Regions from separate parts of the Homo sapiens genome. Here region 1 is linked to region 2. Evidence: read pairs that join two places in POLR2A ChIA-PET (ENCODE). Cell type or tissue: OCI-LY7. All regions are shown on one strand.

Evidence for each region. ChIA-PET counts read pairs that join two places held together with the same protein. Peaks named below come from ENCODE experiments on the same cell type or tissue, not always from the same donor. Only the 100,000 strongest peaks of a DNase experiment are listed, where the experiment ranks them.
Region 1: POLR2A ChIA-PET joins it to region 2 with 12 read pairs; 2 of 35 experiments call an interaction of 5 or more read pairs at or near these places.

Annotation. Positions count from the first base shown.
Region 1 is chr2:62,058,044-62,063,043 of GRCh38, reverse strand. All of the region lies in intron 2 of COMMD1 (copper metabolism domain containing 1), which reads right to left. Among named protein-coding and RNA genes, the nearest start is that of B3GNT2, 140 kb to the left of the region's middle. In OCI-LY7, no CTCF peak of the experiment used is centred here; no DNase peak of the experiment used is centred here.
Region 2 is chr2:61,414,142-61,419,141 of GRCh38, reverse strand. The region is part of intron 2 of USP34 (ubiquitin specific peptidase 34); the gene reads left to right. It overlaps SNORA70B (small nucleolar RNA, H/ACA box 70B), which reads left to right and starts at 1,765; the gene lies at 1,765-1,898. RefSeq lists a silencer at 2,080-2,272. In OCI-LY7, no CTCF peak of the experiment used is centred here; no DNase peak of the experiment used is centred here; H3K4me3 peaks cover 46 bases; H3K27ac peaks cover 1,828 bases.

The DNA.
Region 1 (5,000 bases), 640 kb before region 2:
GGTTTCACCATGTTAGCCAGGCTGGTCTCGATCTCCTGACCTCATTATCCACCCGCCTCGGCCTCCCAAAGTGCTAGGATTACAGGCATGAGCCACCATGCCTGGCCAGCCTACTAATATTTAAAGTTTTTTTTTTGGTAGAGACAGGGTGTCCCTACGTTGCCCAGGCTGGTCACGAACTCCTGGGCTCAAGCAGTCCTCCTGCCTTGGCCTCCGAAAGTGGTAAGATTACAGGTGTGAGCCACTGTGTCTGGCCTAACATCTGACATTTTATAAAAAGCACCTCCTATAATAGTAATACTATGCAAAGCTATATGGAGATACTGATAAATCTTAAGACATAAATGAACAGAGATTTTTTTTTTATTTTCTTACTAGCAAGTAATGGATTAATTAGCTTTATTTTTTCACTCGTCTCAGGGTTTTTACTGGGTAACAATTTGTAATAAGTTATTTATTAGGCAAAAACCACTGGTCAGGAACTGTATATGCATTTTAAAAAATCCTCAGTATCTAGGCCGGGCATGGTGGCTCACACCTGTAATCCCAGCACTTTGGGAGGCCGAGCTGAGTGGATCACCTGAGGAAAGGAGTTGGCGACCAGCCTGGCCAACATGGTGAAACCCCGTCTCTATTAAAAATACAAAAAATTAGCCAGGCATGGTGGCGTGCACCTGTAATCCCAGCTACTCGGGAGGCTGAGGCAGGAGAATCGCTTGAACCTGGGAGTGGCAGGTTGCAGTGAGCTGAGATCATGCCACTGCACTCCAGCCTGGGCAACAAGAGCGAAACTCCATCTCAAAAAAAAACAAAAAAACAAAAAAAAACCGAAAAACAAAAACAACCACCTCAGTATCCTTAGGAGTTACAATTGGCGTCTTACAGATGAGAAAATCAAGGTTAGAAAGAGTTAATGTCATTTGTCCAGATCATACAGCTACAAACAGTAGGATCAGGATTCAAATCCAGGTCAGTTTGACTCCACAGTCCTTGCTCATTTCACTAGAGCCAGCTATTTAATTTTTATGGTTTTTTTGTTTCTGTTTTTTTTTTTTTTTTGCTGTAACTGTCTATTCACTAATTTCACTTCTTCCCTTGGGTGAAACTGAAATTTATGTAGCACATAGTTCCAACTGCTTTGAAGGAGCTAAATTTAGTATTAATAGACTGACAAACTAAGTTGATACAAGGTTACTGTAGATACTTTAAAAAGACACAACATTTGGGAGGCCAAAGCAGGTGGATCACGAGGTCAGGAGATCGAGACCATCCTATCCTGGCTAACACAGTGAAACCCTGTGTCTACTGAAAATACAAAAAATTAGCCGGGCATGGTGGTGGGCGCCTGTAGTCCCGGCTACTCAGGAGGCTGAGGCAGGAGAATCGCTTGAACCTGGGAGGCAGAGCTTGCAGTGAGCTGAGATCGTGCCACTGCACTCCAGCCTGGGCAACAGAGCTAGATTCCGTCTCAAAAAAAAAAAAAAAAAAAGAAAAGAAAGAAAGACAGCCACACATAAACCCACACTCTGCATATAAACTCTACTGAGATTTCTGGCTGACAAGTAAACTCTGAATGTACAGGACAGATTCTAAGAAGCCCAGATAAAGCTAAAATATGTGAACAGAAGTTTCAGCAGGTACCCACTGAAGGCAAGAGAGGGGCTGGTGTTAGACTCAGTCAAGTTAACTGCCTCCGAACACAAAAAAATCAACATTTCTCAGAGAATCATAACAGAATCCATATATCTACAATGCAGCATTCCCAATGTCCAGTATACAAAACAAAATTATTAGCTATATGAATAAACAGGAAAATATGACACACTCAAAAGAAACAGTTGGAGACCAAACTTGAAATTACCTAGGTGTCGGAATTAGAAGAGAAAGCTACAGTGATAACTATGATTAAGGATGTAAATAAAAAGGATATTTGAAAATTAACACACAGATAGGAAATCTCAAAAGAGAAATAAACTATAAACTAACCAAATTGATATTCTAAAACTAAAAAATATATCTGAGGTAAAAAAGAAAAAATTCCCTAAAAGGTCAAAACAGCAGATTGGAGATGACGGAAGGATCAGTGAACTAAAAGATAAATGGAAAGAAATTATCCAGTTTGAAAAGAGAGAAAAAAAGATTGGGGGAAAAAAACAGAGCCTGAGAAACATATGGGATGCAGTATTAAAAAAATTAACATCTGCATAATTGGATTCTCATAAGAAAAAGGGGAAGAGCAAAAACTGTCTTTTGCTGAAGACAAACAACAAAACTGTTGTTTGGCTGAAACTCCATATTCATCAAAAATATCCATCAAGAATAAAGATGAAATAACAAGATTTTCAGATAAGTGAAAACTAAGCCAACTCCCTGCCCAACATACCTGCACAACAAGAAATGCTAAAGGAAATTCTTCAAACTAATAGGAAACAAAACTAGATGGCAGAACAGATCTTCAGAAAGAAATGAAGATCAGTGGAACGGACAAATATATGGTTAAATATATAAGACTAAGTTTTATTATCTCCTCATCTACTGGAAATACATAGGACTACTTAAAGCAAAAGTTATAATATTGAAATACGGGTTACCACATTAAGAAAAAACCATGACAACTACTGCATAAAAGAAGAGTCATAAACAGAATTCTGTGGTTGTATAATTCCTGAAATTTAAATGAAATGGTATTGTTTTATTTATTTATTTATTTTTGGAGACAGCATCTCACTCTGTCACCCAGGCTAGAATGCAGTGGTATGATCTCAGCTCACTGCAGCCTCAACCTCCCAGGCTCAAGGGATCCTCCCACCTCAGCCTCCCAAGTAGCTGGGACTACAGGTGTGTGCCACCACAACCAGCTAATGTTTCTGTATTTTTCATAGAGACAGGGTTTCACCATGTTGCCTAAGCCGGTCTGGAACTCCTGAGCTCAGGCAATCCACCCACCTCAGCCTCCCAAAGTGCTGGGATTACAGGCATGAGCCACCGCCCCAGGCAAAAGGGTGAGACGTTAAGAATGTATATTGTAATCTCTAGTGCAATCCTAAAGAAAGATGTAGCTAAAAACCCAAGAGAGAAATTAAAATGGAATTCCCCCCCCAAAATTCATTAAGCTGTAAGAAGTAAAAAAGGATAAACAGGAATAAAAACAGAAAGCAAAATAGTAGATCTAAATCCAACCATGTCAACATACTAAACACAAATGGAGTAAGCACTTTAAAAGCAACACTGAACTATCTACAATAGATGCACTTCAAATACAAAGACAGGTTGGAAACTAGTTGGAAAAAGACATTTGATGAAAACAGTAAGTATAAAAAGGCTAGCTTGTGTCTATAGTCCTAGCTACTGGGGTGGCTGAGGCAGGAAGCTCTCTTGAGCCCAGGAGTTCAAGGCTGTAGTGGGTTATAATCACACCTGTGAATAGCCACTGCACTCCAGCCAGGCAACTTAGCTCCTTTTGAAAAGCTTCTTATGGCGTAATGTTTAAGGGGGAAAAAATGGGGAGAGGCTATATTATTTTCAGTTATAGACTCCAAGATAGAGTATTACCAGAAATAAAGACTGACATTTCATAATGATACAACAGGACAGGCATAGTGGCTCATGACTGTAAACCCAGCACCTTGGGAGGCCAAGGTGGGAGGATCGCTTGAGTCCAGAAGTTGGAGACCAGCCTGGGCAACATAGTGAGACAAAAAACAAAAAAATTTTTTTTTAAATTAGCCAGGTGCCATGGCTTGCACTTGTGGTCCCAGCTACTAGGGAGGCTGAGGTGGGAGGATCACTTAGCCCAGGAGGTAGAGGCTGCAGTGAGCTGTGATCACACTACTGCACTCCTGTTAGGTGACAAAGCAAGACCTTGTCTCCAAAAAAAAATAATAAAACAGATAACTTATCAGAAAAACATAATCAGAAATGTATATATGTCTGATATAAAGCTTCAACCTTAAGAAGAAAATTTGTGGCCAGGTGCGGTGGCTCACGCCTGCAATCCCAACACTTTGGGAGGATAAGGTGGGTGGATCACGAGGTCAGGAGTTCGAGACCGGCCTGACTAACATGGAGAAACCCCGTCTCTACTAAAAATACAAAATTAGCTGGGCATGGCAGCACATGCCTGTAATCCCAGCTACTCGGGAGGCTGAGGCAGGAGAATCGCTTGAATCCGGGAGGCAGAGGTTGAGGTGAACTGAGATTGCGCCATTGCACTCCAGCCTGGACAAAAAGAGCAAAACTCCATCTCAAAAAAAAACAGAAAGAAAGAAAATGTGTTGTTATTTAATACCTCCCACCTTTTTTTTTTGAGACAGGGTTTTGCTCTCTCACCTAGGCTGAGTGTAGTAGCACGATAATGGCTCACTGCAGCCTTGACCTTCCAGGCCCAAGCAATCCTCTTACCTCAGCCTCTCAAGTAGCTGGGACCACACGAGTGCACCATCATGCCTGGCTATGTTGCCCAGGCTGGTCTCAAACTCCTGGGCTCAAGCAATCCTCCCACCTCAGCCTCCCAGTGCTGCAATTACAGGTATAAGCCACCATGCCTGGTCTTAAGAAGAAAATTTGAAGGCTGAAGTGAGAGGACTGTGTGAGTGCAGGAGTTTGAGACTAGCCTAGGCAACACAGTGAGACCCTTGTCTCAAAACAAAACAAAACGAAGAAAATTTGAGAGAATTAAAGGGAGAAACAGATTTTTTAAAAATCTCTAACTATGATTGTGAACTAACATCCTTCTCACAGTAACTGAAATAATAAATAGATGAAAAAAGAATCAGTATGGACATAGATCATGTGAACAGCACTATTAACCAACTTAATCTAATTGACATTTGTAAATACTACACTAACAACTTCACAAAATATATTCTTTTCAAGTGTGCATGGTCTATTCACCAATACAGATCAAATGCTAAATCAGAAGGTAAGTCTCAATAAATCTCAAAAGATTTATTGTAAACTTATATAGAGTATGTTCTCTGAGCATAATGAAATTAAATCAG
Region 2 (5,000 bases):
CTGTGAACGAGTGATGATGACAAATGAGTTAAGTTCTGTAAACTCTCATTTCCTCATTGGTGGAAATAGAATAATAATAAAGCTACTACTGTCTTAATGAGATTGTAAGAAAACAAAGTGCTTAGCACTGTATTTGCTAAAAGGACTTAATAAACACATATTTTAATTAAAATTGTTAAAATTTGTTTTGGAAAATGAAATATAAATTAAAAGATGTAAGCTAAAGTATGAAAGCTAAGCTGGAGAACATTGAATAATTTGTAATTTTGTTCACCTGTCAGTAAGTATGAACAGTTGTTAGCTCGTAGTAATAAAAGTGGAATGTTATACTCTTAATTGTGCATACTCTTAATTGTGCTGATAGAAGGGAGAACAGGTAAAAATAGTTAGATCACAGTGCCTTGTAGTGAAAATTTGTCTATTTCCATCTTCCTCTCTTCCTCCCCTAAATTATTTTCTTGAGCTTCAGAAAATATTGTGGCCTAGATTAAGATTGTCGTTCTAATTAGCGGATAAACAGGTACTAATAAAGCATGGATAATCTGCAAAATGCATTCTTAACTTGGGGCCCGTGGACCAAGTGAGTCCATAAGTGAACCTTAGCGTGGAGATAAACTCATGATATTTCATACAACATGTTATTTATAAGTTTCCTAGAGGGAAAAAGCTTTCGTAAGATTATTAGTGGTCATAAATTGTTTTTGTAGTGTATTATCTACAGTATAGGTAATGGAGAATGTTTACTTCAAAAATAGTATGGTAGGCCAAGCGTGGTTGCTCATGCATGTAATCCCAGCACTTTGAGAGGCCAACGTGGGTGGATCACCTGAGGTCAGGAGTTCGAGACCAGCCTGACCAACATGGTGAAACCCCATCTCTACTAAAAATACAAAAATTAGCCAGGCGTGGTGGTGTGTACCAGTAATCCCAGCTACTCGGGAGGCTGAGGCATCAGAATTGTTTGAACCTGGGAGGCGGAGGTTGCAGTGAGCTGAGATTTGTGCCACTGCATTCCAGCCTGGAATAGAGTGAGACTCCATCTTAAAAAAAAAAAAGTATGTTAACAAGAATTTAATATTTATAAGCATTATAAAGATTTTAGGCCCAGGGTAATGGCTCATGCCTGTAATCCCAGCACTTTGGGAGGCCCAGGGAGGTGGATCACTTGAGTTCAGGAGTTTGAGACCAGCCTGGTCAACACGGTGAAACCCTGTCTCTACTAAAAATACAAAAATTAGCCAGGCGTGGGGTGCTCATGTGTAACCCCAGCTACTCGGGAGCCTGAGGAAGGAGAATCATTTGAACCCGGGAGGCAGAGGTTGCAGTGAGCTGAGATCACGCCACTGTACTCCAGCCTGGGGATAGAGCAAGACTTTGTCTAAAAAAAAAAAAAAAAAGAAAAGAAAAAAAGAAAAAAAAAAAGATTTTAGTATTTTATATATATATTTTTTCTTATTTAAATGATACAGTCATTGTAGGGAAAAAAAAACAACTTTGAGAAACTACAGAGAATTGAAGTTAAAAACAAAAACATGCCACCATTCAGAGCGACAGCTTACAACTTCTTTTGTATATCCATGGTGTGAGACTGAGAACAGTACAGTTTTAAATTTTACAAAAATTATACTTCATGGTCTGATTTCTCAGGTACAGTTAACTATGGTCAGTCTCTGTGTGATCAAGTATTATCTGTGTCATCATTTTTAAGTGCTGTTTAACAGTCATATAGCTGTCACAACTTTGGCTGTAAGATTACGGAGGTCCTGCAGCCAATTAAGCTGACTGAATTCCTTTCCTTATGGGGGTCCAGTGTGCAATGGCTGTAAACAGCAGCTTCCTTGGTAGTGTATGCGGCCTGTTTGTTGTATAGGTTGCTCTAAGGGACCTTGGAGACAGGCCTTTCAGATGTATGTTCGTGTTTCTGACCTTGCACTACCCCAGTGTAGGGTCCAAACAGGCATGTGAGGTGCCTTTGGAAAGCCCCAGGGCACTGTGGCCAGGGTTCACATTGGCCAAGTTATGTCCATCCATACCAAGCTGCAGAACAAGGCGCATGTGATTGAGGTCCTGCTCAGGGCCAAGTTCAAGTTCCCCGGCTGCCAGAAGATCCACATCTGGAAGAAGTGGGGCTTCACCAAGTTCAATGCCGATGAATTTGAAGATATGGTGGCTGAGAAGCGGCTCATCCCAGATGGCTGTGGGGTCAAGTATGTCGCCATTCATGGCCCTCTGGACAAGTGGCTGGCCCTGCACTCATGAGGGCTTCCACTGTGCTGCCCCCTCTTAATACCAATACATTCTACTTCCTGTCCCCCCCCCCAAAAAAAAAAAGATTAGGGAGGTTAATAACACATGTTTGTTTACCAGATTATCATCATTTTATTAATTTAATGATTGGGAATAGAATAGGAGGAAAACTAACTCAGAAAATGGGAAGAGAAAGGAATAGGAGAATAAATTCAAGACTAAATTAGGGAAAGGGAATATACGGATCTGCAAAGGAATATCATGTATGACAAGCACCGATACCACAGAGCATAATTCTTCATGTTGTTAAGTGTTGATTTTTTTTCTTTTTCTTTGCTTGTTTTAAGCTTATTACAAAACTGAGTTAGGTTTATATCTTGGAAATTCCACGTTCCTTAACAGGTATTTAAAGCTCTTTGCTGTCTCCTACCTATCAACTTTTTAACTTTATTTCAGGAATTTCTTCTATATAAGAACTCTGGACGCCAGCCAGGGTGAGGTTCTCTGTCAGGTTTCCAGGCTAAAAGTAGTATCTTTTATATTTGTCATTTGTGCTTAATGTTTGAAGCTTTTACTTTTATTTTTTCATTGTTTTAATAAATTTTGTTTTTTAGAATAGTTTTAGAAGCCGTTGCTTTTAAATAGGTTAAATGTATGTGGTTCACTCTTTAAGGCTCTGCCTTTTATTTTGGCATCAAGAAATTTGTTGGACCAATGGACTGTTGATATTGACCAGTGTTTAAAGTAGTTCTTTTCATAAATTAGCTCATACATAAAACAATTTTTGGTGAGGTTGAATACTGTGGAGTAATAGTCCTTTCATTCTTTCAGCAGAATTGGGCTAGGGAAATGATATTGGACCCACTGGAATATTTGTTGCTAGATGGAATTCTAAAACCTAACCTGGAAAGAATTTTATTTTGACATGTAGATTCCTCATGAATGTTTACTTAGTATTACTTTTAAAATTAAAGCTACATACTTTATATGAGGCATTTAGAAATTTTTATCATTGCATTTTAAAAACATAAGTGCATTTTATTTAGGTGGGCAGCATATAATTCTACTTAGATAATTTTGTCAGGCTGGAAATAACGGTAAAACTGAGAAGAAAATAAGAGAAGCTCAGATGGTGGGAGGATATGTATGATATTGGTGTACCAACATAAGTAATACAGAGTTTAAAAAAATTAATTGGCAGGGAAATGCCTATAATAAAGTCCCTGTGTCCCCTGTCTCCTCACCCTCCTTTCTGTTGTCAGCTTTTTGAGATGTTGGTTTTGATATTAACCTCTATACAGTATTCTGAAACACTCTTCTTATATTGCTGTTGCTTCATCTATCAATTTTAGGTGTAACCTATGAACTTCCAGTTATGATATATAAGGATTTCATTCTTTTACCCTCCCCAGTTCTCTCAGTATAGTTACATCAATTCTTAGGGTAGTTCTAAAAATAAAAATGTTGCTCAGCAATGAGCCAAAAAAGTTCTCTAGTTCATTTTATATCTTGCATGTTCTCTCTTTCTTGGTGTACTGTCTTTTCATTCAGTTAATTTTCTATGTGTGGATCACTTAATTCTCTCAAACGCTCATAAACTATGCATCATTAGGTGATCTTTTATCCCCCCACCCCTGGTCATAACCCTAGAGTATTGATTACTTTCTAGAGTTACTACCTTCTCTTCAGATCTCATCCTTATAATTCATTTTGCTTGTCTCTGAGGCAGGAGAACCTTAGGGTCTGGAGGCAGGGAACCTAAGGCCAATTCACGCTGACTTCCTAGAATTAAAAGGAAAACCCTAAGATTCCACGCCCTGAGTAACAAAAGGACCGGAGGCTACCCCGCTTTGCAACCTCCCCACACATTTTTGTGTGGCAGGTGAAAAATTGAAATTACCTCTAATTGGTCCCCTCCTGCAACTAATCATGCCGGTGGCAGTCCAAGTCTTCATCTGCATAGGAGTATAACTTTGTAACTTCAGCCTCTGACTGGTCCCACTTTCCATAACCAATCAGATGTTTGCATAGGGTGTAACTTTGTAACTTCAGACTGATCATGGGCCACTACTTCATTTAGGTAGGGTGTATACCAAGTAACCAATAGGAAACCTCTAGAGGGTATTTAAACCCCAGAAAATTCTGTAACTGGGTCCTTGACTCCCTTGCTCTGACTGTTCCCACCCTGTGGAATATACTTTCATTTTCAGTAAATCTCTGCTTTTGTTGTTTTATTCTTTCCTCGCTTTGTTTGTGCTTTTGTCCTATTCTTTGTTCAAAGCGCCAAGAACCTGGGCGCCTCCACTGGTAACATCTCCTATCTTGGATCTCCAAGTTTCCTGGATTCCATTTTGTCATCTTTTTAGCTCACTTCCTTGTTGTAGAGGACATCTTTTCTGAGAGAGGATACAAGGGGAGATAAATGTGTATTAGACCTTCCAGGCCTGAAATGTCTATCCTACCCTTATACTTATTGATAGATCTTATTGGATACAGAATTGGAAAATTGCTTGCAGAATTTCAGAAGTATTGATCAGTTGTATTCTAGGTTCCAGTATTGCTTTGGAGAAGCAGTAGCCCTTGTTATTTTTGTGCTTTTCCTTCATACTCTTTTTTTTTTTAAAGTTATTTATTTATTTATTTTATAGAGATGGAGTCTCCCTCTGTAGCCCAGGCTGGAGTGCAGTGGCATGATCTCGGCATCCTCTGCCTCCTGGGTCCAAGCAGTTCTCCTGCCTCAGCCTCCCGAGTAG